Linked DNA regions of Homo sapiens: region 2 is linked to region 1. A link is a loop called in an ENCODE intact Hi-C map of the cell type or tissue named here. Cell type or tissue: OCI-LY7. All regions are shown on one strand. Each heading gives the region's core, and the rest is flanking DNA. Links, peaks and the distances in the headings are about the cores only.

Region 1 (16,516 bases), core at 5,105-13,104:
GTTCCATTGATCTATATCTCTGTTTTGGTACCAGTACCATGCTGTTTTGGTTACTGTAGCCTTGTAGTATAGTTTGAAGTCAGGTAGTGTGATGCCTCCAGCTTTGTTCTTTTGGCTTAGGATTGACTTGGCAATGCAGGCTCTTTTTTGGTTCCATATGAACTTTAAAGTAGTTTTTTCCAATTCTGTGAAGAAAGTTATTGGTAGCTTGATGGGGATGGCATTGAATCTATAAATTACCTTGGGCAGTATGGCCATTTTCACAATATTGATTCTTCCTACCCATGAGCATGGAATGTTCTTCCATTTGTTTGTATCCTCTTTTATTTCCTTGAGCAGTGGTTTGTAGTTCTCCTTGAAGAGGTCCTTCATGTCCCTTGTAAGTTGGATTCCTAGGTATTTTATTCTCTTTGAAGCAATTGTGAATGGGAGTTCACTCATGATTTGGCTCTCTGTTTGTCTGTTATTGGTGTATAAGAATGCTTGTGATTTTTGTACATTGATTTTGTATCCTGAGACTTTGCTGAAGTTGCTTATCAGCTTAAGGAGATTTTGGGCTGAGACGATGGGGTTTTCTAGATATACAATCATGTCATCTGCAAACAAAGACAATTTGACTCCCTCTCTTCCTAATTGAATACCCTTTATTTCCTTCTCCTGCCTAATTGCCCTGGCCAGAACTTCCAACACTATGTTGAATAGGCATGGTGAGAGAAGGCATCCCTGTCTTGTGCCAGTTTTCAATGGGAATGCTTCCAGTTTTTGCCCATTCAGTATGATATTGGCTGTGGGTTTGTCATAGATAGCTCTTATTATTTTGAGATATGTCCCATCAATACCTAATTTATTTAGAGTTTTTAGCATGAAGAGTTGTTGAATTTTGTCAAAGGCCTTTTCTGCATCTATTGAGATAATCACGTGGTTTTTGTCTTTGGTTCTGTTTATATGCTTGATTACATTTATTGATTTGCGTATATTGAACCAGCCTAGCATCCCAGGGATGAAGCCCACTTGATCATGGTGGATAAGCTTTTTGATGTGCTGCTGGATTCGGTTTGCCAGTATTTTATTGAGGATTTTTGCATCAATGTTCATCAAGGATATTGGTCTAAAATTCTCTTTTTTGGTTGTGTCTCTGCCCGGCTTTGGTATCAGGATGATGCTGGCCTCATAAAATGAGTTAGGGAGGATTCCCTCTTTTTCTATTGATTGGAATAGTTTCAGAAGGAATGGTACCAGTTCCTCCTTGTACCTCTGGTAGAATTCGGCTGTGAATCCATCTGGTCCTGGACTCTTTTTGGTTGGTAAGCTATTGATTATTGCCACAATTTCAGAGCCTGTTATTGGTCTATTCAGAGATTCAACTTCTTCCTGGTTTAGTCTTGGGAGGGTGTATTTGTCGAGGAATTTATCCATTTCTTCTAGATTTTCTAGTTTATTTGAGTAGAGGTGTTTGTAGTATTCTCTGATGGTAGTTTGTATTTCTGTAGGATCTGTGGTGATATTCCCTTTGTTGTGGGGTTGGGGGAGGGGGGAGGGATAGCTTTAGGAAATATACCTAATGCTAAATGATGAGTTAATGGGTGCAGCACACCAGCATGGCACATGTATACATATGTAACTAACCTGCACATTGTGCACATGTACCCTAAAACTTAAAGTATAATAATAATAAAATTAAAAAATAAATAAATAAAAATAAAAATAAAACTATTCTCCTCATTAGTACTCACTATTTCTGGCTCAGGAGACTCTCCTTCCCTTACAGTGTCCCTTGGACTTTACCTGCCTATGAAGCCCCCACAAACACCAGATAGCTCTTCCGAGAAGAGTTTCATAAAACTGGGGCTGTTTTTACTTCCTGCTGATCCTCAAGCTCCTTTCACACCAAATTCAAAAGGTTTGTGGCCTCTGCTGCACCTTTAGAAGGCTGTTAAGTTATCATCCCCACCTCTGATGCCTTTTCTAAGATGACCTCATGGCTTCCTGCTGCACTTGCACCAGCAGAAGGAATGCATCCCACATGAAGCCCATGGAAAGCACCATGGCCACAGCTCACCACATACAGGCAGATGATCTCTCTTCTGAGCTCCACACCCTTACGAGTAGCACCCTTCTGAATGTTTCTGTCTCAAGCTCAGCTTGTTCAAAGGTGGGTTTATCAGCATCCCAAGCAAACCTTCTCCTTCTCTATTGTCTGCAAATGGCTCCGACATTTTGCCACCCAGAAAAAAACCCTAGCAGTCATTCTGGATTCCTTCCTCTCACCATCCTCATCACACACTAGCCACACTTTATGGTTCAATCTTCTAAATTTCCCCTGAATTCACCCTGCCACCCACACTTTAGCTGAACCCCTTGTCACCAACGATGCTGGCTGTCATCCACTCTTGACCCTTTTCGCCAGAGTGATCTTCACAAACGCAAATCTGACTTCAGATTTCTCCAGAGCTCCTTGTAGTTTTCAGGATGGATGGTCAAGTTCCCTAATTTTGACCCCAAAGCCCTATGTGACTAACTGCCCATCTGCATGCAACAAGGAGCTCGGAGCCGCCCTTTTCAAGGCCGGTTTCTCCATGTCAGCTCAGCCCCCTCTCTCCTGCTTGGCTCCTCTCCTTAGATTTCCCCATTTTTCCACCTTATCTGTCTCTTCCTTTCTATTGGATCATTTCCATTGGCATAAACTTGGTCTCTCTGCCATCTTTGTCCAGCTACAACCATTGTTGCTTTCCTTTCTAATCATACTTGCCTGCAGAGATGTCCAATGCTTACCTCCAGCAGTTTGCTTCATGTCTGCTGCTGAACATTGCCCGTCTGACCTCTGCCCTTCCCAGCTGCTGAGACTGCTCTCCTCAGAACTGTCAGCAACCTCGTGCATCAAATGAAATGCGCTGTGTCCTCAGCTCACTCCAACTCTCCTTAGCATTCGACACTGCTCACCACTCCTGAAAATTATCTTTTCTTATTTTTGTTGACTTTGAAGAAAATTCCTAAGAAATGCTCCTCACTCCATTCCTCCCTACTTCACAGGGCTCACCCTAACTCTACCCCAGCACCCTAGTTAGTGTCATCCATCCACTGTTGTGGTTTTTCAATATGGTACCATTTATTTGCAGTTAACTTTCTCATTTACATTTCCAATCTAGACTTATCTTCTAAATAACATGAACTTCCCACTCAACATCTCTGCTCAAATGTGCCATTGGCATTTAGAACTGACCATGTCTCAACTCACCTCTGTCACCTGCCTCCCAGCACTTATGCCTGTATGTCTACGTGCAGACACATGCTGATATGCATGTCCAACACAGACATGCATGCTCACACACAAACACTGGCACACACACACTCATATGGAAATCACCCTCCAAATTTCCCCATATCAGTTAATGCACAGCCACCCACATTTGCTCCTCCTAGGAACTTGGGAATCCACCATGACAAACCCCTTTCTTCTACCCCCACCTGCACCCTTCCCCAAGGCCTTTGGATTCTATTCCCCAAATAAGTCTTGAAGGCATCCATTCTTCTCCTTCTTGGCTTGGGATAGCCTGGTCCAAGTCACCACCATTCCTGGCCTGGACTTCCTCAACAGCCTCCTAATTGATCTCTCCACTTCTCATCTTCTTCTTTTGCTGCTATCCCAATCCATATCCCACACACTGTGGAGTGAGCTTTTTAAAATACAAATCTGATCATGTCACTTCTTAAAACCATCCACACTTAGAATAAGGCATATGCTAAGGCAGCGTGATTGGGAAAGGACCCTCTGAAAAAGAGATATTTAAGCTGCAACCTCAAAGATGAGCAAGGGGACAGCCAGAAGAGACACAGACAAGGGTGCGTTCTACTTGGGGAAGACAGCAAGGGCAAAGGCCCTGAAGCAGAAACACTTGAATCCTTTAAGGAAAGAAAGGGGCCCATGTGGTTGGAGCATGGTGAGTGAGGCACAGAATGCTAAGACATGGTGTGGAGAAAGTAGCAAAGGCCCGGCCACACAGGACCCTTTAGGTCATGAAATGGGAACTTTCATAATTATTTTACATGCATGCCCTCAGGCTATAAGCTCCACAGAGCAGCATCCATGTTTGCCTTTTTCCCTTTGTTCACTTATTCCCCATGTCCACTTCAATGTCTGGCACATCTTTATAAATTATATGAGAGACAAATACCCCCAGCATTCCAGCCAGATGAAGTAGCTAGCAATTCCCCAAATGTATCATGTCTGTTTCTTCTCCTCACAGCCTTGTTCCTGTCTAGCTCAGTGATTCTCAACCAGGGGTGATTTTGTCCCTAGGGAACATCTGTTAATTTCTGAAGACATTTGTGATTTTCACAACTGTGGGGCAGGGGATGCTGCTGGAATCGGATGGGTAGAGGCCAGGGATGCCAGTAAACATCTTGCAGCAGACAGGACAGCCCCCGCGGCAAATAATTAGCATGCAGGGTCAACAGTGCTGGTTGAGGAACCCTGGTCTAGCTTTTCCTTTAAGCCCCCGGGAGCATCATCTTTTTTGGAAAGTTCTTTATCCTGATCAAACAGCTTGAACTTGGGGCCCCTCATCTAGGCTCCCCAAACCTCCTTGATGTCATTCATCCCCTTGCCTTGCAATTGCCCATTCTAACTGTCTCTCACTGGAAGCAACAGAGGCTGGACTATGTCTTCCATCAGCATCTCAAACACACAGTGGTCCACAATTAATTTTTCTTGAATGAACACAGCCCCCTGAGACAGGGAGAAGGATGAAGATGAATTTCATGGCACCATTTAAAAATGTATAGTTGACATAGATGAACTCATAGGTCAGAAGGACATCCCCAGCCTCCTGCTCTACCTTGAGAAGCTGCCTGTCTCCAGGTGTTTCTGCTAGTTTGTAACCTATGGAAATGGCAACTTCCCATGTGTCCAATATGACAGCATGGTTCACTCAGTTAGTCACTGCATTCAATTTTGTGTTATTCAAGTTTAATCCCAATAACATAAGACATAGAACTAGGGCATATGACAGATTTGTAATAGTGAAAAAAATAGGGCTGGAGAGTAATTTGCAGTTGGCTGTCCTGTGACCCACATATACTTAGCAAGTGTGGACCTGCCTGATCCACCGGCAAAAATAGAAATCCCTCTGGCCATGCGTTTGTGGGTTTCAGATGTTGTGCCTGCCATCAGAAACACTCAAAGCCCTCTCGTTTGGGTTTTGAAATGGACTCTGGTGGAGATGCTGTGCCTAGGGCAGGAAGGGGGTTCCTTCCAGTCTCCTGGCCCTCCTTGCTCTACACTCCATGCCTTTCCTTCCCCCTGACCCTGGTCCTCTCTCCCTGCCCTAGTGGCTCTGATACTGCTGGCTGGGGAAGGAGCAGTCCCAGGCCCTGGAGGTGAGGGCAGGGTTGGGTATCTCCCCTCTGGCTCACTGCTTCTCCTGCTGCTGTGCTGAGAGCACCTCACCCTGGGGCCGGGAACATTCGCTGTTGTCTGAAGGACTCTGCTCCTCCTCCAGCTGTTGGTCATGTGCTTGGCCCTGAGCCCGCCTTCTCTCCAGCATCTCCTCAAAAAAGATCTGACAGCTGAAGCCCTCCCGGATGCCATGCTGGGCGTGCTCCAGCAGAGCGTCCAGGGAGGGCAAGACCCTGCAGCAGGCCACGCAGCGCACCCCGTAGTTGGTGGTGACCAGCCAGTCCGGCGGCTCCCGCAGCTCCTGCAGGCAGCACTCCAGCAGGTCTATGTCCTCGGGCTCGGGGCTGCAGTTGCTCTTGCAGGCTTCCAGGTCCCAGCGCATATCGGTGTTGGAAGCCATTTCGAAGGAGGAGCCGTTCCACCTCTGCCTCTTGATGAACTGGGCTTCATGGATGCGGGGCTTCCTGGTGACCGGCTCGAAGCCGGCCTCCGTCTCCCAGGCCACAGCCACACCCCGCACAGTCTGCACGTGCGTGTAGAAGGCACACACACTCTGCGGAGCAGCATTGTCCTCATCGCACATGCAGGAGCAGCACGACTGGTACTGGGAGTAGGACTGGTACTCGGAGGACTCTGAGGATGGGGAGCTGCTCCAGTCCCGCATCCCCCGGTCCCTGGCAGCGAAGTAGAGGCCCTCCTCCCGGGGAATGGCAGGCCCCGGCCGTGGGGACGACCCTTCTCTCTGTATAGTCCCTGAGAAGCAGAAGGACATTGTCATCAGTGCCCTTTAAGGGATCAATGCCACATCTACCTTCAGGAGCCGCAGACTCTGAAAGGGTACAGGCTCTGGGAGCTCTTGAGCAAACACCGCCCCCTCTGCCCATTTCCTGAAAAAATGAAGATGGTGATAATGCCTGCTTCATAGGGTGTGGTAATGATTGAATAATGTATGAATGCAATCACCAAATCCTTGACTCAACTGAGAAAGACCATTAAATGGTGAATAACAGAGTTATATACACATTAGGGATATGATGATAAGGATCAAATAATGTATTAGAGTAATCACCAAGCAAAAGACCATCAACTGGGGAATAGGTAAGCTGACTGAGGTGTATCCATATGATGCAACCTGTTAAATCCATGAACCACTGAGACGTGCAACAATACGGATGAATCCTGAATGCATTATGCTAAATAAAAGAAGCCAATTAAAAAGGCCATGTAGTCATAAGAGAATGTGAACAAAAAAAAAAAAGAGTCCATGTCGTATATGATTTTATTCAGATGACATTCTAGAAAAGGCAAATTTTTAGCAACAGAGAACAGCTCAGTGGTTGCCCAGAGCTGGGGACGGGGTGAGAGGAGACTGGTCATAATAAGGCACAAGGGGACTTTTAGGGGTTTTGAAAAATCTTCTTTATCATGACTGTGTTGGTGGTTCCACAAATGTACATGTGTCAAACTTCTTTAAATTGTGCATTTAAAATTGCTGAAGTCTGTGTGCATAAAAGACACCTCAGTAAAGCCCATTTAAAAAACAACACATGCAAAGTGCCTTGGCCAAGCCACCCAGACCCACCATCCTCTTCAACATTTGTGACCTGTCTTCACCTTCCCGAGGGGGCATCTCACTATCTCCTTCAACACTTACTGTGTCCCTCTTGCCATGGAAGTGCTTGCCAAGTTTAATATTCAAAACAACCCTAAGAAATTATATTGTTAGGATTCCCATTCAACAGAGTAGGAAAGAGAGGCATGGAGTTTGAATGAGTGGTGGAGCCATTGGGCCCCCAGAGCTGGTGTGACACTTAGGTGCTGCCCACAGACACGTCCCCGCGGTCTTCAAATTGATGTTCTAGATTAACTTTCATCATTTTGTTATAAAGGAATTTTTTATTTCACTGCTGAAATCACAGGATGGACGTGTTGTTTTCTCAAATACACATTAAAATAAATACATAATTATAAACATTTTACATTTTCATTCTCATATCCCCTGAAAACACCTTATATACTCATAACAGCCTCAGTCACACCAAGTGTCCCATAAATATCAATTTCCTTTCCCTCCACATCTATGTTTATGGTCAACACAACCATTTGGTAACAGTATCAGGAGGCAACCTGGCACTGTCCCTTCCCATCAGGGCTTCCTTCCCAGGGAGCACAGCTGGCTGACCTTCCAGGCCTTTCTTTTCACCTACCTGGCCAGAACACTTCCACACTCTCCTCAGTGGACTCAGGGCTGGTCAAGCTGAGGGTGGTCCCATCGGTGGGTGACTGTTCTCCCCTGTGATCTGTGAAGTAGCATTTCATGATTTGAAATGAGTGCCCAGGGTGTCGGTGCTCCAGCTGTTCAGTGAGAGTTGGCTGGGGCTGTACTGAAGGCCTCCAGCTGGCCCCAGCCAGAGTGGACACTGAGCTCCCCATGGTCGCTAAGATCCTAGCTCTACTGTGTGACCTCATCGATGGCACTGGTCTGTTCTGTGACCCATGGCGAGGGCAGAGGCTGAGGCTGGATACCAGGAGAGGCTTCCCAACATGTTCTCATTTCCCCATGGGAACTCCTTTTCTGTCTTGTGTATTATCATGGACACACAGAAACACAAAACACACATACTCTTAACTCCTTAGACACACATAAAAACACAAACACATAAACACAGAGACACTTGTATACACTTAAGCATGCATGGAACCGCTGTCTTAGTCCATCTGTGTGGCTTACAAAGGGATACCTGAGGTTGGGTAATTTATAAAAGAAAGAAGTGTATTGGGCTCATGTTTCTGCAGCCTGTACACAAAGCATAGTGCCAGCATCTGCTTCTGGTGAGGGCCTTAGGAAGCTTCCATTCTCAGCAAATGGGGAAGGGGAGCAGGTGTGTTTAGATCACATGGGTAAGAGAGGAAGGAAGAAAGAGTGGAGGAAGTGACAGGCTCTTTTCAACACTCAGTTCTCACAGAACTAAGAGTGAGAACTCTTTACCACGAGGGTGGCACTGAGCCCTTCATGAGGGATTTGTCCCCGTCACCCAAACACCTCCCTCTACGCCCACCTCTCACATTGGATATCAAATTTCAACATGAGATTTGAAGGGGACACATGTCCATACTATGTCACTCACACACAAAGAAACGCATACATGATCACTCAGACACACATATACGCTGGAACACATATGGCACACACAGTAACATAAACATATGTACGTGTGTTCACATAGACACATAACATGCTCACACATACAAATTCACACACATATTTACTTAACCACACACACATACATGCACACAAATTCATGCCAGATTAATTAACCATACATAGGCTCACATACATACAGTCAGCAGCCAACATAAAATGACCCTGCTTCCCAGTGTGGAAAATCTCTCCTTCTCTCCCCCATCTTACGTCCCCACGCTGACCCTGTTTAGCTCCTCAACCCTCCACAACCCCACCCCACCCCTCCCCTCCCCTCTCCTCTACTCACTCCCTTGCTCAGTTCCTGTGACTCCAGACACTTCACTGCTCCCGGACATGCCCGGCATCCTCCCCTCACGGGCTCTGGGCTCTCGCACTTGCTCTTCCTTGTGCCTGTTCCAGGCTTTCCCCTAGGTTCCTGTGTGGCTCTCTCTCCTTCCGGTCTCCTCTGAAACATCACCTGGTCAGAGGAGCCTGCCTGGCACCCCCAGGAAAAGAGCTTTCTTTGGCCCTACAACTCTCTGTCACCTTACCCTGCTTTATTTTTCCATGATAGCATTTACCACCCTAGGCTGTATATAATGTCTGTGTGTGTATCTCATGGGTTTACCTGTATCTGTCTTCTCCTCCTTAGATGTAAGCTTAGGCAGGTAGGGACTTCCTTCGTTCCATCCACCTCATTATATCTCTAGTGTCTAGATCAATGTTTTACATATTAACAAGCACTCAGGAAATAATGAGTAAATAGCTGATGAACACGTTGGGCTGAAAAAGGCGTTACTCCCTCTGGGAGCTGCCTCCTCTGTGCTCCCTGGATCTCTGCAGTTCCAGGGTGGTTGGTTCTCTCCCACTAGGACTCTGGGAGTTGCCTCTTCCTTCTCCATTTGCACAAACCACGCTTCAGCCTCAATCAGCCTGATAAAATGTTCACCTGCCATCTCTCTGCTCTGCAACACGCTGGCACTTCACTCATTTCCTCCAACAAGCTTCTTACCACTTCCCTCTGTGGCTAATCTCTTCCCACCCTTGGTCAGTCTCATCAACTCTATTCCTTTGAATCCCAAATACTAAACAGTTCAGATAGGTGATGGATTGAAAATAATCCCAATATTCCACAAGCAACATCAACATCCCCCACACACCCAGCACCGAGGAATACCCTCCTCTCTAGAATGTGAGGCCACTGTGTGGAGGAAGACACCACGGTGCTCTACTGAGCCATGAAAGTCACGCCTGACCTAAACAGAAGACTACGTCCCCTGGCTAAAAGAGGAAATAGTGTAAGTGCACCCTTTTTTAACAAATAAATACAAAGACTTGCCTTACAAAAACAAGAGGGGGCAGCCAGCACAGAAAATAAGTAGGTCATTGGGGGATGGAAGGCAGTTCAGAGAGAGATGACATCATGGAGAATTGTTAAGCGGCAAAGTAAACAGCAAGTCTGGGAGGAAAGGAGACTCAGCCAACAAATTATGCTGAAAAATTATATTCGCTATTTTTTTGAATCAACTTTGGTCTCACTTCATGTAAAACAATTAAGAATATTTTCATAATGGTTCAGAGCTTACGCTTTAATGAAAAATGTGTAGAAAGAAAATATGTTAACATTTGTAATTACAAGGTGCTTTTTCTCAACTTAAACAATATTAGTCTTCGCAAGCATTGAGAAACTTTGTCATCTTTTCTAATTTCACTGCTTTAAAAAACTCACTGTTTCAATTTGCATTCCTCTGCTTTTCAGTGGAACTGGAAAAAAAAGCAAATGAGCAAGCAGTTTCCAGGGGAAGAAATGCAGAGGGATGATAAATATATGAGAAGATGTTGAGTCCTACTGTAATAAGGGAGCTACAACTTAAAAATGTGTAGTATACAGTATAGCACTTTTCACCCATGAGATAGGTAAGAGTTAAAAAGATGGACAATACCCAGTGCTGGTGAGGACGTAAGGAAATGAACACTTTTATTCTCTGTTGGAACAGTGTACCTTAACTTTCTCAAAAAGTTTGGTGGTACCCATTAGAATTAAAAGTGGGCAGGCACTTCCTAAGCAGTTTACTATCATCTCTTTCCTAGGGAACAGCCACATTACATGATATGTGCATAAAATAGCACCTAGAGAAATATTTATTGCAGCATTGTGTATAATAGAAATAAAGACAGGAGACTTTCCTAAGATCCATCAAAATAAAGAAACTACAACATAATCAAACTGTGGAATACTACACCACGATAAAAAGAAAGAGATCTATACATACTGATAAGTGAATTCATGTTAAATGAAAACACAAGATACAAGGAATAGATAGATGACCCCACCTATGTAAAAATCAAACATACTCCCTCAAAAGCACTGACCAAATTCTATATTGTCTATGTATCAAAAGGCACAGAGGAGATCTGAAAATAATCACACCCAAGAGAAAACAGTGTTGACCTCAAGAAAGAGGAAAAAGATTAGGTGGGGCTGTGTGAGACCAAATTTTCCAAAGATGGCCAAACCAATCTATATCACAACCCACATGCTCTTCTGATAACACGACAGCGTCCTTCTTCCTGAACTGGGGTGGATTTTGTAACTGCCTCAATCAACAGAATGCACAGGAGTGATGTTTTGTGACTGTCAGTGCCAGATCATAAAAGATGTGACTTCCTCCTGGTTCTGTCTCCCTTCTCCTTTGGACTCAGCCACTATGTTGTGAGGAAGCCTAGGCCACATGGAGAGGCCACATAGATGTGTTCCAGGCAGCAGCCCCAGCAAAGGTCTCAATCAACCACCATATGTGTGAGTGAAGGAACCTTCAGATAATTTTGCTTCCCAGACTTCAAGTCTTTCAGCTGGGGTCCAAGACATCACAAGGCAGAGACAAGCCCTCCTGGAATTCCCCACCCACCGTGAGCATAAGAAAACTGTGAGCATAAGAAAAGGTGTTTTACACACTAGTTTCTGGGGCAATTTGTTACAGGGCATGGTAATTCAATGGACTTTGATTTTCCCTTGTAATATTTAAATATGTTCTAGTGAGCTAGTTCGTTAACCAGCATCTGTGCTCTGTGCTTCTTCCTGGCCCAGTCAGGGAAACCTGGGGGCCAGGTGAGCCCTGTGGTTTTCCCAGGACAACTTGGGAGGATGGTTCCCATTCTTACCCCATAGGAAACAACTTACTAGATTGCAATGTTTATATACGGTTGCTTTTGTAAAGGCAAAAGCTTTACAATTTGGGATCCAAACGATGTTTTCCAAAGTCCCTTGAGTCGGGTCTTTCTTTACCCAGAATCTATATACGTTCTTCCTAATCCTCTCAAAAATTATACACTGTGAACCCTCCTTAGAGATAGGGAGCTTGGCACTTCAGAGGGGTTTGATGAACCTTGGGTGGGAAAGCTGGGAGAGAAGTGGCTTCCATCTCACGCCTGGGGGCAGGGCTGCATGGCCAGGTTGCTCTGATGTTTCCTATGGGCTACTTCCCTGGGGCTAGTTTGGAGTGAAGCCCCTCAGATGGTGAGCGATTGTCCTCCTCACTCACATGGCCTCTGGCTGTTTCCGTCTATGGGAAGAGCCTCTGCCCCAGCCGCTCTGCTTGCTCCATGCAGATGTTCAGCTGAGACCACCCACAAAGGGCTCCCACCCATCCCCCTGCCACTCTCCAGTGGGTTTTCCAGCCCTGCCAGGAACCTCTGCGCCTCACTGCTGCAGCCAGCAGGGCTGGTGTGCAAACCCCCAAAAGGACCAACGCAGCACTTTCTTGGAGCTCTGACGCCTGGCCAGCTCATTGCACACATTGCATGCGAGCCCTAAACCTCATCCAAGAGGCCTGGAATATTTTCTACTCTTAACTTTTCTTCCAAAACCTACTCTTCCCAGCCTCTGTTTTTCCCAGCTGAGGAGGCTAACAGGAAATAAAGTGGCCACAGCCACAGCAGGAAGCAGAGAGGCCATGTCTCTCTTCACTTCTAATTCCAGAGCTTGGCTTGCGCCCCAATCTGGGCTGTGGGGAGAATCACATCATTCATTCTGGGGTCCATGGGAGTCCAGAAATAATCTGTCCATTTGGCCAAGGGGTGGTGCTTCGGTCTTAATCATGGCATTTCTGTGGCTAGAGCCACTGTGTAAAGGTGTTGCAAACGGGCAATGATCCTGCTCTTCTCTCCACACCGAAAGTGGGGCCCCTCTAAGGGGGCAGGTGCCTTGCCACCCTCCCAAAGTTATCCTATTATCAGATTTAACACCCGAGGGCAGGGGAGAAGTGGGAAGCTGCCCGGATGCTGCGCAGCAGGTTTGCATGGAGTGGGGTTGGTGGTGTTCAGAGTGGGAATTTTTCCCAGTGAAGGTCAGTCCTCAGGGCTTAGGGATGACCTCATTGTGTGCTTGGGCTGCAGAGAAAGTGCCAAAAGCTATCAGACAAACTGAGAAGTGGGGTAGGGAAGTACTATCTTTTGGGTTTATTTTCTGTTGCTTCTTGTAACTATTTTAAAAGAAGTGAGTCAGTGGACCACAGAAGGCTCAGCTCAGCCACAGGGAAATGTAATCCGGAGGACTCTTCTTCAGCTCCCCCAAGCAAATAGGAAAGGGAGTTTTGCTTTTGTTTTTCTTTAGACATAATAACAGGCTGCTCCTTTGGTGGGTTTGTTTGGCGCTGTCTCGGGTTTTGGCCTTCACCTCAGAGTGCCCACACAAATAGCCAAGGCCTTCCCTCTCATCAGGGAACCAGGAGGGGGCTGGTCCCTGGGGCTGGGTCCTCAGTCATGGCATGGCTGTGCTCCAGGCCCCAGAGCCCCACCTGGCCTGGAGCCTGCTGCATTTTGCTCAGCTCTGGCCCAGCAGGGCTGTGAATGTTCAACAAGGTTGTGGGATGCAGAAGTGTCTTCTTCCAACACACGCTTCCTTGGAAGGGCAGCTTCAGCTGAGAGGAAAGACTCCTTGCTGGATGCCATGCACGTGACCCAGGATCCCAGGATCCCACAGGATCCCAGCACTGGCCACATCCTGTGTATGTTCTTGGAGAGCCATGGTGGGAGCTCTAGGGAAAGGGGTCTTCTCTCTCTCTATGTCCAAAATGGGCTGGCCACAGGCCACGCTGGACACAGCCCTCAGGAGCCATTCCTGTCTTCTACTGGGCCAGCTTTCCTGCAGCATGGCACAGCTCTGACTTGGAGGGTGAGACTCGGGGACTCAGAGGCCGACAGTGAGTCACCTTGATGTCTAAGTGTGTGAGGGTGAGAACCCAGGACCCAGAGGCTGACAGTGAGTCACCTTGACGTCAAAGTGTGCTGTGCTTGATTCCATGTTCCTTTTAGCCCACATCCAAGACTAATGGATGTCTGTGGCTGGAAAGCAGAAAATATGTTCACAGAAAACTCCTGAGCAGAGCTGGGATGACTTATTTTAATCCCCACAATTGGAATAGCTATTTCAAAGGCATGGCTGAAGATGCTTCTTCCCAGCCTGTCCTGCAGAGAGATGATGCAGTTGTTTAATGGATAATCCCAGTGTCCTGAGGAGGCCAGCAACTGTCCCTTCTCCCGCACAGCACCCAAAGTCTTGAATGGATCCCTGGCCCTCCTGGAATAAAGTATGCATAGGGTGGAGAACTTCTGGGAAGGTTGGATCAGGCCATGTCAAATTCCCACAGGAAAATTCCCAAGAAAGGCCCCAGGCCAAGGCTTAGCAGCCAGAGGGGAAGCAGTCCATTCAGTCATGCCCCCCTGCAGTGCAGTGAGACTGGCTGGACATTGGCTGGGACATTGGTTTCCAACACCCCATCTGCCATCCCCACCACACCTCCCCACCCCCAACATTACAAACACACACACACACACACACCACACCCCAGGCCTGTGAGATTTGCTCTAGTTCTGTGAGCTTTGCTCTAATATGGAGGACTGGTTCAAACAATCCTCCACTGCTCCAAGTGCCAGCATGTTCACGTGACTATCTCACAGAGGCAATAACTTTAGTGGGGCAGAACTGAGATCTGGCACATCCACAGCACAACAGGGAGTGGCTAGAGATGGCCGAGCAGTGTGGCTCCCACCTGACCAGCAAGCACCATGACCATCCATGTCTGGGGAGGAAAGAGACCCGCCAGCCATAGTGTGAAACAGGCAGTCAGCTGGGGCTCCCTTCTAAGGAAAAGGCAGCTCTCCTCAGAAGCCGTCCCAAATCCACCCTGGCTCTCAGGAATTCAACAAATATGACAAAGATGAGAAGGGAGAAAGTATGAATTATTTTTTGCAAGACAAGACTATAAGCATCTGCATATTTAAATTTTGATTCATGTCTTTGAAACAATTTCCTGTTTTGAAGATAACTCAGCAAATACATTCTTACTTTATTGGAAACAGCATTTATTAAGCTATTTATGTAGCACAAATTCACAGGTCATGATACATTACGGTAAAATATCACCAAACAAGCCAAAAGGTTATTTTTTTCTATTGTTTTCTGCCTTAGTGAAAGCGGTGTAAATGGCTCTTATCTGAACCACAATGAATTCACATATTCAAGTTGGCTTCTTCGGAAATTTCAGGCCACAAATGGCAGTGATGCGACCAGGAGCAGTAACACGGTAGGTTCCACCACCCAACCCACAGCAAATTAAATCTATCACAATAAAGCCAAACCAAGAAAATTAAAAGGCAAAATAGCAGCAACTGGAAACTGATCTCTCAAGACCTCATTGATGAGCTTCTGGAAACAAAGCCTACTTCCCCCACGTTGCAAGGCCTGTCTCCACAGGAGATGTGTGTTGGAGAGCTTGGCTGCGTGGTGTGAGCACCAGATGTCTTAGCAGGACCCCAAAGTTCAATCCTCGGGAAGCCTGGGACTATTTTAAAATATAAGTGCCAAACATTTGGAATCAAACTAAGTCAGATTACCAATGTGTAGCCCTCAGTCACATGTAAAAAATGAAAGTCAATATAACCAGTATAACCTTTCCTCCACAAGAATGGCATAGTGACTTGCATTTTTAATGAGTTTATGGCCAAGAGGGGCATCTAGTAGTGTGCTGGGGCCAGCTGGTACTGGCTAATGAGAACCAGTTGTTAAATCTTTCAAGAACTTTGAAGCCAGTTGTTAAACACAGCCATCATCAACATTAAAAATAGTATAAACTTATAATTAAATAAATTATATTAAACATGAAAGTAATAAATACTCAAACACTCCACATCCTAATTATTTTACTACATTTTAAGACACAGTGGCAGCTTGTTAGAGGGCTTGGTGGGAGTATTTACACCATGGTAATAAGCAAAGGCTAAAACCAGGGGCTTCCCCCTCCCCGGCCAGGAGCAAGTGGTTGAATATTTACCATCACACTACTGGGGGTTCCCATAGGAGATGACCTGAGCTAACAGTGTGGCCGTGAATATAAACTCTCAAGCAACCTGTTCCCCAATAATGCTAACTTTCTAGAACAGTTCCCATTATATGGGCTGCATTTTAATTGGTCAGGGAAATGCTCAGAACCCTCCCACCTGCACAGGAGTCTGTCGTCCAAAAGACCACCAGGATCACTAAATAGTGAAAAGGAGATCCTTATTGGTGATAGCAGTTGGGGAACTGTAAAGAGACAGTCTCTGGCAAGTACCAAGATGCTCTGTCTTTGAAGAGGGGAAGGGCAATTTGGGTTTCACGGCTCACAAGGCTGGTATCCTATGTATGCAGCAGGTTTGGGGGAAAAGCTGTACATATTTATGAGGAGAGTCAAGTGCATGCACAGTGGGTAAACATGTATGTCACATACATCCCATGTTTACTTTGAGGCAGGGTTTTAGCATTAAAAGAAGTAGAATTTGGCTTTTTATGACAAAAGGTGAACCATATGACACAAAGACAGTTTGTGCACAGCCTCTGTAAGCTGCTGAAAATGGCTTAAGGTCTGCAATTGCTTATCAAGAAAGAATGTTGGTAAGGG
Region 2 (16,516 bases), core at 5,388-13,387, 82 kb before region 1:
AAAAAGTTTATGAATCTAGAATTCCATTCACAGACAAATTGCTCAAATGGAAAGGCAAGTAAAGGTAATGAAGGGAAAGACACTGGACTCAAAAAAAAGGAATAAATAACAAAACAAAAATTAAGTTCAAATAATTGTTTAGAATATGGTGATGAAATTAGCAAATAATGATTGTTGAAATAGAAGGCATAAGGTAAAATAAAAAAGAGTCTGACAAACAGATAAAATTGGATCCATTTCTAAACTCCAAATGGATCAGAGAAATACAGGCAAAAAAGAAACTGCACAAGTACTTCATTTTAACTATCCTGGTGGAGGTGAACTGGCTTTATGCTTTTAAATTGCACTGCCATGATGCCTATTAGGTTAAGGACTTTTTATGAGTTTACTGGCTATTTGTATATCTTCTTTTGTCAAGTGCACATTTAAACCTTCTGTCCATTTTTTGGTAGTGCTGTCTTTTTACTTCTTATTGATTGGCAGGTGTTCATATGTTCTAGATAAGAAACCTTTGTCAGGTCAGCCAGGTGCAGTGGCTCATGCCTGTAATCCCAACACTTTTGGACGCCGAGGTGGAAGGAACACTTGAGGCCATGAGCTCGAAACCAACCTGGACAGCATGGTGAAACCCCAACTCTACTAAAAATACAAAAACTAACCTAGCATAGTGGCATGCACCTGTAATACCCGCTACTTGAGAGGCTGAGGCACAAGAATAACTTGAACCAGGGAGGTGGAGGCTGCAGTGAGCCGAGGTAGTACCACTGCATTCCAGCTTGGGTGACAGAACAAGACTCTGCCTCAGAAAAGAAAGAAGAAAGAAAAGAAAAGAAAATTAATGACAAGAAAAGAAGGAAGGAAGGAGAGAGAGAGAAAGAAAAAGAAAGAGAGAAAGAAAGAAAAAGAAAAGAAGGAAGGAAGGAGAGAAAGAAAGAAAGAAAAAGAAAGAAAGAAGAGAAAAAATTAAAGAAAAGAAGGAAGGAAGGAGAAAAAGAAAGAAAGAAAAAGAAAGAAAGAAAGGAAGAAAGGAAGGAAGGAAGGAAAAATTAAAGAAAAGAAAAAGGAGGGAGAGAGGGAGGGAAACCTTTGGCAGATATATGCATAGAGATATGTCCTGCCAGTCTGCAGCTTGCCTTTTCATTATTTTAACTGTATCTTTAAACAGAATAGAAGTTCTAAATGTTAATACAACCCAGATTTCTTTATCCATTCCTTCATGTTGGTGCTTTATGTGTCTCGTTTAAAAACATCTTTGTCTACTCTGAAATTAGGAAGAAATGCTACCTTCGGGAAGCTTTACTTTGTACCATTCATACTTATGTCTATGATCCATCTCCTGTTAACTTTTGTGTGTGGTGTAGAGAAGGGGCTATAGATCTTTTTTTCATATGGATATCCAAAAAACCCGTCACCAAACATTGAAAAGATAATCTCTTTTTCACTGCACTGCAATGTCACTGTTGTCATAAATCAAATGACAATCCTATGCAGTTATGTTTGGGGCTCTTTATTCTGTTCCTTTGTCTACTTGTCTGCCCTTGTATTAATACCCCATTGTATTACTTACACTTGCTTTAATGTAGATGTCGAGAATTGGCATATAAATCCTCCACCTTGCACTCCGCCCTCAAGATTGTCTTGGCATACACACCTTAGAATAGCTTTGACAGTCTTTCTTTCTCTCTCTCTCTCTCTCTCTCATGCACACACACACAACTAACTGCTGAATAATATTAACAACAAAATAAATAATTATGTAGTTAAAAACTAAAAAATAAATATCCACGGATCCATACTGATATCAAGGAATTAGTGAACAATAAACAAATGAAAAAAGGGGGCCATTTTCCTTATAGAAGAATTCCAAATAATACATCTAGAAAGATTAAGGGAAATAGAAAATCACCCTTAGTGCACCATAGTAAAATCTGCTGCAAGCAAAATCTACTGATGAATGCAAGATTAGTGGGCAAAAGTTCAAGGAAAAACAAGATATTTGCAAGCCTTAACATATCTCCCCTAAGATTTTTATTAATTACTGTGGTGGGTTTAACATATCCACAAATTCATGACATGCCTCCCTTCTGGAGGTGGAGCTCAACTCTCCTCACCTTGAATGTGAATTGGACTCAGGGACTGGCCTCTAACAAATAGAGTCTGGAAAGGAGAAAATAGTAACTTCAAAGTAAAGAAACCTGGCAGACACCACCTTAACCACGTGATTGAGATGAGCATCACCATTAACAAGATATATTGTCGTCATGTGCCCCGATACCATGCAATGAGAAGGGAGTTCCACCTCTGTGCTCTTTGTCCCCCAAATCCGTAACCCCATGATATGGTTTGGCTCTGTGTCTCCACCCAAATGTTATCTCAAATTGTAAACCCCAGGTGTCAAGGGAGGGAAGTGATTGGGTTAGGGGGTGGTTTCCTCCCCGCTGTTCTCATGACAAGCGAGTGAGTTCTCATGAAATCTGATGGTTTTATAAATGGTAGTTTTTCCTGTGCTCACACACACCCTCTCTCGCCTGCCTCCATGTAAGATGTGCCTGCTTCCCCTTCCACCATGACTGTAAGTTTCCTGAGGACTCCCAAACCATGAGGAACTGTGAGTCAATTAAAGCTCTTTATAAACCTGTTTACAAATTACCCAGTCTTGGGTAGTATCTTTATAGCAGTGTGAGAACTGACTAATACACCCCATTTCTAATGCTCAGAAAACCTCAGAGAGTACCAAATTGAGGGACATTCTAAAAAATCACTGGCCACTACTCTTCAAAAGTGTCAAGGCCAAGAAAGAAAAAGAAAGCCTGCAAATCTGTCTTGGATTGTTGGAAAGCAAGGAGATGTAACAACTAAATGCAATGTGAGATCCTGGATTTGGATCCTGCACCAGAAAAGGAACATTAGCAGGTAGACCAAAATCTGGTTAAGCCCGAAGTGTAGTTAATAGCAATGAACCGATGTTAATTTCTTAGTTTGACACATGTACCATGACTATGTAAGAAACCAACACTAAGAGAAGGTGGATGAAGGTACATGGGACCACTCTGTGCCAGCTTTACAACTTTTCTGTAAATCTAAAATTGTTCAAAATCAAAAGCTATGACATATTTTCTGGAAAACATGTGCAGCAGTATCTTTGGAGTAATTATCAGGTAAAGGTATGCAAGCAGGTCCACTTTCTATTTTATAAATTTCTGAGTATGGCTTTTCTCCCGTTTGAAACAGAGCATCTATAATATAAACTATTTGGATTTTTAAAGAGTTACTCTGGGAACTAAGTATGGAGAAAGGCTGACTCAAAAGCTGGCATCTGAGAATAGAGAATGTTTTTGTTTGGGGACAAAAGTTTCTAAAACTTTCTGTATGTTTTGAGTTAATAAAGGCACTGTTTTGGAATCTGAGTTGTGTCTGAGGCTTAAGGTATGATAGGAATACAGAAGACGGTTACTTACCAGCGTGACTTTTCTCTGTGGTTTCAGCAGCTTCGGTTTATGGAACGTGGGGGCTATCGGAGCTGTGGAAGTAGGTCAAGGGTTTAGCTTGCAGTTCCTCCCAGAACACTTAGTGGCCACACATTATGAGCATCAGGGACATATTCTGAGAGGTCTCATACCCCTTCCTGGTCCCATGGAAGAACTTTCTGATCTAGGTGTCAGCAAGTGCCCCTCGGCGGGCGTGATCCTCCCCTAGTCTTTGAACGTTTTGTCGTCTCCCTCAGCAAGGTCAACAAAACAACTCTGCATAAAACTCTGCCAGCTACATGGATGTCAGGTGTGCAGGTGTGAACCAGATGCACCCAGTGAAGGCTGAAGCTGGGACCTTCCCTGGGAGACTCCGTCCTACCCACACACTAGCGCTGATCACAATGACTCTTGAACCTCACAGCAGCCCTGTGAGGTCATCAGGGAGGGTCTTATTGTCCCCACTTAACAGAAAAAGAAAGTGAGGCCCTTCCCACGGTGTCATGTCACTAATCTTGAACCATTTAGGATTTGAACTTGGCATTGAAAGTCAGGCTCTACCACGTACCTAAGTCTCACTTTCAACTTTAGTAAGGGTGGGTAATATCTACTGTGGAATGAACGACATCGAGCAGTATGATGCCTGGCCCAGGCAGGCGTTCTCTACTCCCTTCCCTCCCAGGTCCATGCTTTTCATCCCCCTGCAGTACAACCACACCCTCCAGCCCTCTTTCCACTCCATGTGTGCTCAGCCTCACCAACAGGCTTCCCCACAGGGCTTGATGTGTCCCTAGGGGAAGCATGCAAAGCCCGCAGTTGAGGAATAGAATTGTTCATTTGGGCAACCCTTGTATTCCCCCAACTACATTTCAAATTTGCTAAGGTATGAATATCTCCTAAATTGACCAGTTATTTTAGGAACTATCTATAGTCAGTCTTGGTTCTCCTAATACTCTCGCAGTTCTTTCCTCCAGAAACACCTATCTTCCTCACTTACATTGCTCTAAATCATAACTGGAATCACAGGATAGCCGTCATTTTATACCCAGAGCAACTGTGAAATAAATTTCACACCTGGTTGACATCTTTAAAAATTCAGAGAGCTTTTCTTCCCTTGAATGAACCAAGAAGACTTCCTCATCCCAACCCACCACCCCACCTCATGTGTGGCATGTTTTAATAGTACAAAGTGAAACATAATCTGGAATCATCTGTGGATGTTGATCTTCCCCCTGCTAAAGCTATGCTAGGCCCTTGCTTCCTCCTCCAACTCCACCCCCAACCCAAGTACTGGGCTAACGGCTGAGGTGGTTGAGCACCAGTTATGCCCAGAATCTAGGTGGGGGTCCAGACTACATAATCATTAAATGTCATGTCATATTCCCCATCTGCCTACGCTCCCTGTCATAATCCAACATGGAACCCCAGACCCACAGGGATCAATAATGATAGTTTCCAGGTAAGAAACTGCAGGCCAGCTCCTTACCTTTGGCAGGGACTGCGGGAGGAATGTCAGGCTTCTCCTTCTGCCTCTTGCCCTTCTTGGGCTGTAGTGGGGCCAAGCTGGTCACGCTAGTGACAGTCTCCCCTGAGCTGTAGAAGAAAAAGTTTCCAGTGAAACCAAAGGCAGATTTGTTGCAAAAGAGAAAGGAAAAAAAAAAACCCACAATAGCTTCCAATAGTTTCTGAGTGCTCCCTGTGTACCTGTGTAAGGGAAGGTTATCATATGGGTAGACTGGAAACACTCTGTGCTCATCTCCAGGGAGGTCTGGAAGTCTGGTACTGATCTTTGGCCAAGATAAGAAGGATGAGTTGAGCCAGTTGGTGATTTATAATGAATGTGCTGTTTACAGTCCCAAATTCCTTGGAGGGACCCAGCGTTAGCTTGTGTACATTGCCTAGGGATGCATGGGTTGATGGTTGACACCTGGTTTAACTGATTACACATTTTGGCTTGGCTACATCACCAGTGGGGTATTATTTATGCCACTAGAAGTTTCTGCTTCAGCTCCCTAAAACCAAGGTTCCTTGCACACACCTCTGTGGTTCATAATCCAAAGGCAAACATCTCCCCATCACCTGGGAAAGGGTTCTGGGGAGCTGCACCTGGATGTGTCTGGGGTCCCCTGTGACTGCCGGAGCTTTCTTCTCTTGCTGCACCTTTACCTTTAGGACAGGTGAAGGGAGCTCACCTTGAGGAGCGCTGGGAGTGTTTCCAACTACCTTGACCCTGTGTAATTACTGCAGTATCAGCTTCTTAATATGTGTTAGCCATAAGCCAAAGGGACGGGAAGATAAGCCTTTTACATTACAGGTAAGAAGGCCAAGGCTTAAATAGGCTACATGATTGCTCTAAGTGACATTGTTGGTAAGCAGCAAATAGGAAAGCTGCAAACATACACTGCTCCGATATGAAACTTGTTCTCGGTGCTACTCATGGGCTGGAGTTCGCAAACTTTCTTGAATGACCATTCATCTTCTTGCAAATGCTTCCTATTCGCTCCAGTAATCCAGAGGGAAGTACCTTTTATAATCTCTTGTCCGCAGGCACATGTCCCAGCTAGGTAAGTCCAGGTCTCAAGAGAGGCTATCTCGCTAATACATACAGAATTTCTAGAAATCCATAAAAATATGACCCAATCATCAAAATAAAAGAAGGTTGGAAACAGGCAGTTTTTACACATAAGGAAAGACTCATTTACACATGAAAACATGCTAAAGCTCCCTCAGGACAGAGGAATTCCAGTTAAAGTATACTGACTTCTTTTTTTTTTTTTCCAAATCAAAATGGCTGCAGTCAAATGTGAGGCAAAGCACTATTGGTAGGGGTGCAGGGAATCTGGCACTCAAAAGTATTGCTGGCAGCAGCGTGATCTTTCCTGATGGAGAATGATTTCGTAACATCTATCAAAATTACAGGCGCTTAGACTCTTTGACCTGGCAATTTCATTTCCAGGAATTCGTTCTATGGATATCCTTGCACATGTAGGAAATGTTGTGTGCATAAGATCAGTTATTACAGCACTGTTTATAATAGCTATGGATTAGAGACAGCTCATCTTCCATCAGCAGGGACTAGTTGAGTAGATTATGGTGAATCCGTGCATAGGGTCATCTGTATAAAGACGAAGAAGCTACGTGTGTCCTGATAAGGAAAGATGCATTGCTAAGTGGAAAAGCTAGGTGTTGGACAATGTATAAAATGTGCCACTTTTACATAAAAATAAGGGGAAATAAGAATATATATTAGCATTTGCTTACACATACATAAAGAAGCTCCAGAAATATTCACAAGAATTTAAAAATAGTGGTTCCCTAGAATGGGGGTGCTAAGGAACTAAACAGATGTGAGACAGGACAGGGAGAATCATTACTGGATATGTTTATAATTAAATGCAAATAAATATACACATGGGTAATAAGAGATAGGCTATTCTAATAATAGTCCTAGATATATAAAAATAAGTAAAAACTGAATCACACGTTGTGGGATAAATTCCAAGAATACAGTTCCCACTGAGATTCCCCAAAGATGCCTTATTTTTATTGGGAACGGAGATTCTAACTGGTCATAGCTTTAGAGTACAGGGTCAATTGTGTAAATTCACAAATAGCCAAAAAGAATGTGAATTTACAAAACTTTGACCAACAATAGCAAACAAGGGATCCTAAATTCTCAGAATTGTTTACATATACAACCACATGTTCAGCTTCATTCTGTAGTTTTATAAACTCTTGAAATGCCTATTTCTTATTTCCAATATAAAATAATGCATGCTCGTGTTTAAAAAGGGTAATTACAGGCATGGAAACCAAAGAAAATAACACTGTCATAACCAAAACACAATCTTCATAAATATTTTCACTCTTTTTCCTCTTCCTTGCTTTTGCTTTTAAACAGACTTTATTTTTTAGAGAAGTTTTACATTCACAGAAACATTGAGTGGAAGATAGATTTCCCTTATAGCCCCCACCTCCACACATGCACAGCCTCCCCCATGATCAACATCCTGCACTAGAGTAGGGCATTTGCTACAACTGAGGAACCGACATTAGACATCAGTATCCCTCAAAGTCCACAGGTCACCTTAGGGTTCACTCTTGATGTACAGTATATTCTATGGGTTTGGACAAATTTATACTGGCATGAACCCAGCATCATAGCATCATACAGAGTAGTTTCACTCCCAAGTATCCTCTGTGCTCTGCCTATTCATCCCTCCCTCTACCCTAACCCTTGGCAACCAGCGATCTTTTAACGTCTCCACAGTTTTGTCTTTTCCAGGATGTCACAGAGTTGGAATGATACAATATATAGCCTTTTCAGATTGGCCTCTTTCACTTAGCAATATGCAATTACCCTTCCTCCGTGACTTCTCATGGCTTGACAGCTCATTTCTTTTTTTTTTTTTTTTTTCTTTTTTGAGACAGTCTCTCTTTGTTGCCCAGGCTGGAGTGCAATGGCACGATGTCAGCTCACTGCAACCTCCGCCTCCCGGGTTCAAGCGATTCTCCTGCCTCAGCCTCCCGAGTACCGGGGATTACAGGTGCCTGCCACCATGCCCAGCTAATTTTTGTATTTTTAGTAGAGAGGGGGTTTCACCATGTTGGTCAGGCTAGTCTTGAACTCCTGACCTCAGGTGATCCACCCGCCTTGGCCTCCCAAAGTGCTGGGATTACAGGCATGAGCCACTGCTCCCAGCCTGATAGCTCATTTCTTTTGGGCACTGAGTAATATTCTGTCATCTGGATGTACCACAGTTTATGCATTCACCTGCTGAAAGGCATCTCAGCTGCTTCTAATTTTTAGCAATTATGAAAAAAGCTGCTATAAACATCCATGTGCAGTTTTTTTGTGTGTAGATACAAATTTTCAACCCTTCCTTGTTCATATATAGTGTTTTTTAAATCATATTATATTATAATTTTGTATTCTTAATTTACTTAATCTAAATTTTTCATATTTATATTCTCATACTATTCCAGTGAGGAAATAAGCCGATGTTTACTTAGCCATTTCCCTAACATCTAAAGATCTCATTTCTTTCTCAGTTTAATATAGAAATGACACTGCTAAAAATGTATTTGTGCATAATGGTTTTTTATTCTTAGACTTTCATTTTGGGGTTGAATTTCTAAAGCTGGAATTACCAGGTCATGGAAAAGGACCATTTTCAAGGCTATTTAATACTTACTGTCAAAATGATTTTTGACAAGTTAGTACTACACCACAGCTATGCCACTCAACAAATGAGAATACCTACGTCACCCTCCTTAACACCACTTGTCAATTTTTTTAAAATGACTCATTTAATGAAGAAAAAGCTGATTCCTTTTTGATTTGCATTTCTCTGATTTCTAGTGATAATGGACACTTCCCATGTTTGTCTAAGGAGTTTTCTCATTTATGATGGAAGGATAGCTCCTTCTCTTGATTTAGGATTTTTTTTTTTTTTGGATCTTGATTTAGGATTTTCTTGATTTCTGCTCTTGATTTAGGATCTTGAGCTTTTCTTACAGGTTTGCAAGCAACTTTTACACCATTTGGACATATTTATTGAAAAATATTTTTCCCAATTCCCTTTGAATTCTGGCTTTTTGTTCCATGCAGTTTTTTAATTTGTTTTTGCTAAAATCTTTTGACATTTTCCTTTCTTCTTTTGCCTCAAAACTTGGGTAGTCTCCCCAACTGCACCTTGCACGGTGTAGAATCAAATAATATTTCCACTTCCTATTCTCTTTTTGGATTTTTTTTAACTGTTTAATATAAAATGGAAGTTTCTGGAACATCATTTTTGTGCACTTATAACATTATGTTCAGGGATTTCCTTAAGGTGGAGAACACCTGCTTTGTCATCATAATTTTCCTTCAAAACAGTAAAACTGCACTAAATTTAATTTTAATTCATATTTCGACAATTTGATCTCATTTAGACAATGAATCACCACATTGACATAGGATAGACACTCTCTCAGAATCTTGTTTCTCCCCTTGAGCCAGCAGGACTGGTCGGAATATTTGGCAAGGAAAGTCCACCTTATGATTAACTTACAAGAAAAGTTATTCGACATCTCAGGTTGGAACAGGGCTATATTTTGTCTCTGACACAACAGAGCAAGCCTTGTTGGAGTGAGTCAAACCAAGAAAGACAGAAAACAGGCCCGCCCGGAAACTCCCTCTAAATTAGAGAGCTGTTTGATTAGAGAGAAGTGCTATTTGTGGGAGCTCATTGTGGAGCAAGGCTATTTTTCTGCCTCCAACAAGGGCAGGCAGGATGTCGCACGTGCAGAGGCCTTGCTGTAAGATGTACCAGGTTCCGGCCTGGCCACCTGCCAGAAGGAGCTTCTGTCCCACAAAGGCTTGGCAGTTTTGCTCCATGACACACAGCGGCTGGATTGAGTGAACAGGTGCTGAACAGGGGTCAAAAGGCCACTAAAGCTGATTCTACTTTGACCAGAGAGGTGACCCTGGGCAAGTCACTTACTTCCCCGGGCTTCCACCCACCAATCTGTAAAAGGGGAGGTGTATGTTGGCTATCTCTCTTGCAAAGTTATGAGGGTCAGATGAGAGAGCATAGCCTAAATTAGATGGGGTGTGAAACAGCTAAATAGCAACTGACCCTAGTCTCCAGGGTACAGGTGCAGTGTAGACGTTTCATGGTACTACCCAGGGAGGATGATGTTGCCACTTGGGTATTTCATGGTGCCCTTGTTTCAGCCCAGTGAGTAGGGCTGCAAGTTTCAACTTAGACATTGATCAGAAAGTCTTCCTGCCCAGGATATTACAGCATGACATCCCCTTGACAGCTGCCCTCCCACTAATAGAGCAGTGCTGGAAAGCACCGCTGCAGGACAGACCAGGCAGGTCATGAGAGAGGCTGCATTCCTGAGCGATGGGCAGCCACTCCAGAACACCAGGCAAAGCAGCCAACCTAGATTTTGCAAGGTATTGAACAAATTCTGAGCAACCATATTTTTCAGAAACTAAAGTTAACAACAGTAACAGCTATGTTTGTGTCCATCCTATGCAAGGCACTGTGGAAAGAGCTTGGTATCCGTGACCTCTGGCCCTCCTTGTTGCAAAAATGGGGCCTCAGAGAGATCAGGTCCTTCTCAAAAGTCACCAGCTGAGAAGGGGACATGGGACTTGATCCATGTTGGCCTGCTTCCTCTGGCCCTGAAGCAAGGACCCAGGACCCAGCCCAGATAACAGATAACAAGAACACTGGAACAGGAACAAGGTCAATAGAGCCAGAGCCACAGTGGCTACTCCCAGTTTAAACCATCTCCCTGAAGAGAAGTACCAGAAGGAGACATTAACATTCTACTGCATTTCAAGTCTGATTTAGATTCAGCGTGGGGAACCCACAGCACTGTTGCAGCTGCTCAAACTCCTGCCCCAAAGGGAGGAGGAGAGGCCAACCCAGGTAGTGGGGTCTTGGGGACTGAGGGTGTGGCTGGTGCCTAAGACCCAGGGCCATCCTGAGAAGGAAGCGCAGAGGAGGAAGGGGGCATGTGCCTGGAAATCGTCTGGAACAAGTGATGTCAGCTGCCAAAATGAAGGTGGGCATGGTGGGCTAGCCAGCTGGGAATTTTGTGCCTCTAGCACTAAGAGTATTTGGGAGCAGAAGGCGGGGAGCAGTTTATGCAGGAGGAACAGCATAAACTGAGCTGATTCCACCAAAAAACATAATTATAACTAAGAAGCATGCACCCAGCCACACTCTGCTTTCAAAACTAAATGTGAGGTCAAAGCAACTTGTGCTGAACCACAGTGCATGTGGCATCAGGAGTCCTCACCCCTGCCTTTAATGTCCCTGGGCCATCAAATGGTCCTTCTAATATAGTCTCTCTCTGGGATGTGCAGGAGGTGCAGCGAACTGTGTGAGCCAAGGGACTTTCACAAATCCAGCCATCTCAAAGATGCTGGGTGCTTCCTCTGGCCCAGGGCGATCTTTGCACCCGGACATACGAATTACAAATCAAAACACTTCTTTGAGGTCTGTTCAATCTTATTCCTTCTTGAATGAGTAGATGCCCCTCCTCCTGGGCACAAAGCTGTCTGTCACACTCCAAAGGGATGTATTGTGGTCTGAACTGGGACACCTAGGGATGTCAAATGCTTTCGTCAAGCCAAAGATCCCCATTCAGAAACCCTTAGTGCATGGAGCTAATGGAGCTGTGTTGGCTCCAGTCCTCCCAACATCCTTCCAGGCCCCCTGAGCTCTTCTTGCTCCACACATCTTTGAAAGGTGTCGCTTCAGCTGATTATTTTACTTCCAGAAACGTCCATGTATTTCCTGTCTTCCTGCCTATCTTGGTTCTGACAAGAAAGATGTCTGACACAGATGGAGGGAGGGATCCATCCGTTTCTTTCCAAGCAGCTCTATGGCCTCCTTCCAAGATTTCACACAGCACACTCGCCACCCCATAACCCCATGCCCAGAACATTATGTGCAGAATCTTGAAGGAGGGGCATTGGTCTCCACAACTATGGTGGCAATTCGTTGCCATCTTTTAAAGTAAAATGAATAATAGTAACAACTGTAGATACCCCTTCTCCCCAAGGTCAGCTGCCATTGATAAAGGCCAAGAACTCATGCAAACAGGGGGAGTTTCCTAATGTCTTGCCTTAGGCTTTTTGAACTTGCTCCAGCAGCTTTCCCTGCCACTGAAACACACAAAGTCAATTGGTTCCATATGCCAGGAGCTGCTTAAAAGTTGCAGAACTTCACTTTCAAGATGGATGAATGGTGCCACCCACTCACAGGGACCCTTTGAAATGATTCTTTTCCATTAAGTGGGTGACATGAGCCAACCACATAGAATTGTGTCTAGTGCACAGTAAGTGCCTACAGGGAGTCACCTATCATGACCTTACTGGCAGTATTATCCATAATTATTACCACAGAAAATGCTCTCCGAGTCCTTGAATCGGAAGCAGGACAAGGCAGTATTCTCTACAACCCAAGTGAGTGCCTATGCACCCAGAAAGGATGCCAGACCCTTGCGGGTTGCAAAGCTGTGCTCTCTGCTGCATCTGCTCCATGACATTTCTGCATGCATCCTCTGCACAGCATTAGAATAAATGCTACTCCTTTGTGAGGTATTTGCCAAGCCATCTCCCTGTCCACAGTGCCCCCATGACCTTTACAATAAATGGTTTACATCACCCAAGAAGCTCATCCTTAGAGCCACAAGAAGCTCCTGCAGCCGCGAGGGAAGCTCTTCCTTTGTATTTCCCTGCTGGCTTCATGAAGTCCACAGCAGAGACTTTGCCAGGCTGGCGTTTTTGTTTGTGCTAACATTTTTTTACACTAGCTGGTGAGATCAGGAGATACTTTAGTGGTGCTCCACAGGGTCGCAGGCTTGGCTCCTAGTAATAATGGCAGGGAGAGGTGACTCCTCAGCATCTGCTCAGCCAGGGGTAAGGCTGTATTTGGGTGGGAGACCCCACTCCCTGTTCAGCTTCAGTCCATGCTGGAGGCTGCTCCACTAACTGCCGGGTTGTGCCTGCTGGTTAGGAAGAGAGATGACTCATTCACAAAGGCCATGGATGGATGCATGTGGGCTGACCCCTGCTGGCACCTGTCCCTGCCCAGGGGAGCCTGCCTGGCCTGGGTTCTCATCACCACCTAGACACAGCACTTCCCAGAGAAGGGCAGGGGCTGGAAGCCACCACCCTGATGACCCTGTGTCCCTCTGGCTAGAGCTGCCCTGAGACCTGCCCACTGTAGCATCCCTAGTTAAGTGAGCTGCAAGATTCCTCCCTGGACAAGACATTCTGAGCCGTCTTTTCTGTCACCTGGTATATTAGTTCATTTGTGTTGCTATAAAGGAATATCTGAGACTGGGTAATTTATCAAGAAAAGAGGTTTATATTGGCTCATGGTTCTGCAAGCTGTACAGGAAGCACGGTGCTGGCATCTGCTTCTGGGCCTCTGGTGAGGGCCTCAGAAGCTTCCAGTCATGGCGGAAGGTAAAGGAGGGGCCCGCATATCATCCGGCGAGAGGGGGGCAAGAGAAAGACGGAGGAGGGGCCAGGCTCTTTTAAACAACTAGATCTCGTGTGAATTCATCAGGTGAGAGAACTCATTCATTACAAGGACAGACCAAGCCATTCATGAGGGATCTGCCCCCATGACCCAAACACGTCCCACCAAGACTACCTCCAACACTGGAAACTACATTTCCACATCAGATTTGAAGGGAACAAACATCCAAGCCATAACCTGGATTCAGAAGGTTTGTAAATGACAGAGGGCTAGTCATTGGTCTAATCATTGGCAGTTTCATCCATGCTCTTAGTCTGAGGAAACCAACTGTGCCTTGCAGAGTTTTTCTGAGAATAAGACATAAATCCAGTAAAGAGCTGGGCTGCACCAGTCTACGACCACTGTTCTCTCATTGAATTCCTATGGAAACCCTTAGCGACAGGGACAACAGGCAAGTCTGTGCCTGCTGTGGAGGATGAAACATTCCCAGAAAGGCTGAGTAAGTGGCCCAAGTTCACAAAGCTGCCAAGTGGCACAACTCTACCTGACACTGAAGCTGTCGGAATCCAGGTGCATATTCTTTATGCCAGGAACCACCCCCATCTCACAGGCCTGCCCTCCCCACTCCCACCCCTGCCTGGAGGGCTGTGGAAGAAGGACACTGGGCCTGAGTGCTTGGATGCGGTGGGGACATGACAAGGTAGTAATGACCGTGGGAGCATGGGAGGGAGGTGGCCAGGGAGACCCCGTCCCTGCGTCTACTGCCCCCATCCTCACCACCTTGCTTGCTCAGGTGGATGTGGGCAGAGGGAGGGCACAAGCATGCATGTGAGTTAAAATCCAAGCAAACAACAGTGAGAAATGGCTGGGGCACAGCATAAGTCTGTTTAGAGTTCTGGTGTTCTTTGAGACTGAGGGTTCACTCAGGAGGAGAATGACCTGACTCTGACATGTGTCCCAGAAAAGCCCCTGAAAGAACTGATTAATCTGACCCTACAACTGATCACAGTAAAGCCTGTTCATTTTGGTGAGGTTTGCTTTTGCAAATAGATGCCTCTAATGAGAGGCCATTGGACCTCTCGAAGTCAGGGGGCTGCAATGTCTCTGCAGCCATCCTCAGCTTCCATATCTATACCCTGCCGCTTCTCCTTCCATTGCCTTGACTTTCTGTACCATTCATTGCTGCATTATAACTTCCCTCATTGGCAAGTACTTTATTATCTCAATCCCGTAAGTAGAGATGAAGCAAAAGGCCAGGAGACATCCTGGCTGGGCATTAGCTTTGTGGTGCCCCTTCAGTCCTCCTCACAACTTTCCTTGCCCTGCAGGAAAGAAGGCATCTGGATCCATTGGAGAGTCATTGCAGAATGGACTGCATCACAGCTCTGTGCAACTGGGGGGATTTCGTTTTCACTCCGGGTTTCCAGGAATTTTGGAGCAATTTTATATCCTCCAGCTGAGCTGCTCTCAGGGCTGTCCTCCCTGGGAAGGGCACATTGAACCTCACAGATCCCTGAGACGCTTACTCAGGCCCTGCTCTCTGCTCTGCATCCTCAGAGCATTCTGCCCTGGGAAAGGAACAGTCTCCCACTCCTGAAGGTCAGGGCCACCCCTCCAAGAGACAGCAATTTACAACCTCAGGGACAATAAACATTCAAGATGAGATTTATTTTCCTTCCGTTTGAACTTTTCTTAGCAAGTCATGGAATTCCCTTGAGTCTCCAGGTTCTGGCCCAGTTACTTGGCAAGGCCCCTCATTCAGTGACCGCAGCCTCAGAGCCAGCACATGGTCTCTTCCGGAGGCCCTTCCCCTCCCCTGCCTGAGGGTTTCCAACCCAGGCATCTTCTCCTGACCCTGTGCTTTTTGTCTGTTCCCCCTTAGGAAGAAATGGTCAGAAGCCAGAGAAGGGCATTCTTCTTGATCACAGCTTAAGACCCAGGGCCCCATTTGCCCATGGCAGCAGCACAGAGCAGGCAGACAGATGAGGGTGCTGGGACCTGGGAGCTACTGGCACAACAGGGACGGGAGGAACTGCCTGGGCTACAGAGGCAGAGCACAATTCAGGCCAAAGCCAGGCATAAAGGCAAGAATTGACCAATTCACTAGCACTGGCGGCCAGTCTGGGCTGCACTAAGTCAAACAGGCTTGAGGTTCTAATCGGGAAAATGAATGCAAAGTTGGCCAGGAGCTGACTACCAGGTTTATGGGTCAAGGCCTGGCCCTAGCAGGGTCCTGGGATGGAGGTAGAGTAAATGCAGGCTTTCTAGAGGCAAATCTGTGGGTTGACCCAACAGGAGACTGCTCATAGGGAGAACTGCCACTCAGACACCCAACCAACCTGACAGTGCCCAGCATGGCTGGCAGAGAAGGAGGCAGCCTTTCAACAAGATTCTGCGGTCATCTTGACCTCATTTATCCCAGGGCTGAGGGGAGATCAAACTCTAATGTCCACCAGGCTGGAATGACATCCTTGCTGTACTTCCAGCCTCAGTCAGCCCCAGTTCAGAATGAGGAAACTGTAAGGGAAAAAAGAGGGGCCCCAGTAGCCAGAGGCTGCTTGCTAGACACAAAAGGCCAGACAAAAACATCACAGAAAGCAAATCCTGAGCATGTTGGCGGGCTGATCATCCACAGCTCTGACAATCTCCAGCCATTACCCAAGTCTGAAATGCCAGAATCACCCTAGTCTTGGGGGCCTTATTGGGACATATGCTTGAAAAAAGAAACAAATGGTTTTATTGAAGCATAGTTGACGTACCATAAAATGTACTGATCACAGGTGTATAATTCAATAGCTTTTAGATTCATGCATCACTACAATACAGTTTTAAAACATTTCTATCACCCCCAAAGGTTCCATCTTGTATTTTTATAGTTAATCCCCACTCCCACCCTCAGCTGTAGGAAACCACTAATCCCCTTTCTGTCTCCATAAATGTACCTTTTCTAGGCATTTTATCCAAATGGAATCATATGATATGTAATTTTTTGTATCTGGCTTTTTCCACTTACTATTGTTGGGGCTCATCCATGCTTTGGTCCATACCCAGTGT

The links. Hi-C counts contacts between places; a loop is a spot of excess contacts. Peaks named below come from ENCODE experiments on the same cell type or tissue, not always from the same donor. Only the 100,000 strongest peaks of a DNase experiment are listed, where the experiment ranks them.
Region 2: a loop joins it to region 1, with 4 times the contacts of the local background. A loop is called at or near these places in 2 of 110 quality-filtered maps.

The regions. Positions count from the first base shown.
Region 1 is chr10:49,126,205-49,142,720 of GRCh38, forward strand. FAM170B (family with sequence similarity 170 member B) reads right to left here and starts at 7,817. Exons shown (of 2, transcript NM_001164484.2): 1 at 7,603-7,817; 2 at 4,950-6,148. The coding sequence starts at 7,714. The coding sequence ends at 5,409. FAM170B-AS1 (FAM170B antisense RNA 1) reads left to right here. Exons shown (of 6, transcript NR_038973.1): 2 at 9,452-9,877; 3 at 15,049-15,163. In OCI-LY7, for the core only: CTCF peaks have their summits at 6,327 and 9,876; DNase peaks (open chromatin) are centred at 8,297 and 9,877; H3K4me3 peaks cover 2,465 bases; H3K27ac peaks cover 3,098 bases.
Region 2 is chr10:49,043,525-49,060,040 of GRCh38, forward strand. It overlaps VSTM4 (V-set and transmembrane domain containing 4), which reads right to left. Exons shown (of 8, transcript NM_001031746.5): 6 at 4,954-5,060; 7 at 3,459-3,520. Among named protein-coding and RNA genes, the nearest start is that of VSTM4, 64 kb to the right of the region's middle. RefSeq lists enhancers at 9,894-9,993, 10,004-10,113 and a silencer at 13,393-13,579. In OCI-LY7, for the core only: no CTCF peak of the experiment used is centred there; DNase peaks (open chromatin) are centred at 9,767 and 10,117; H3K4me3 peaks cover 2,380 bases; H3K27ac peaks cover 2,743 bases.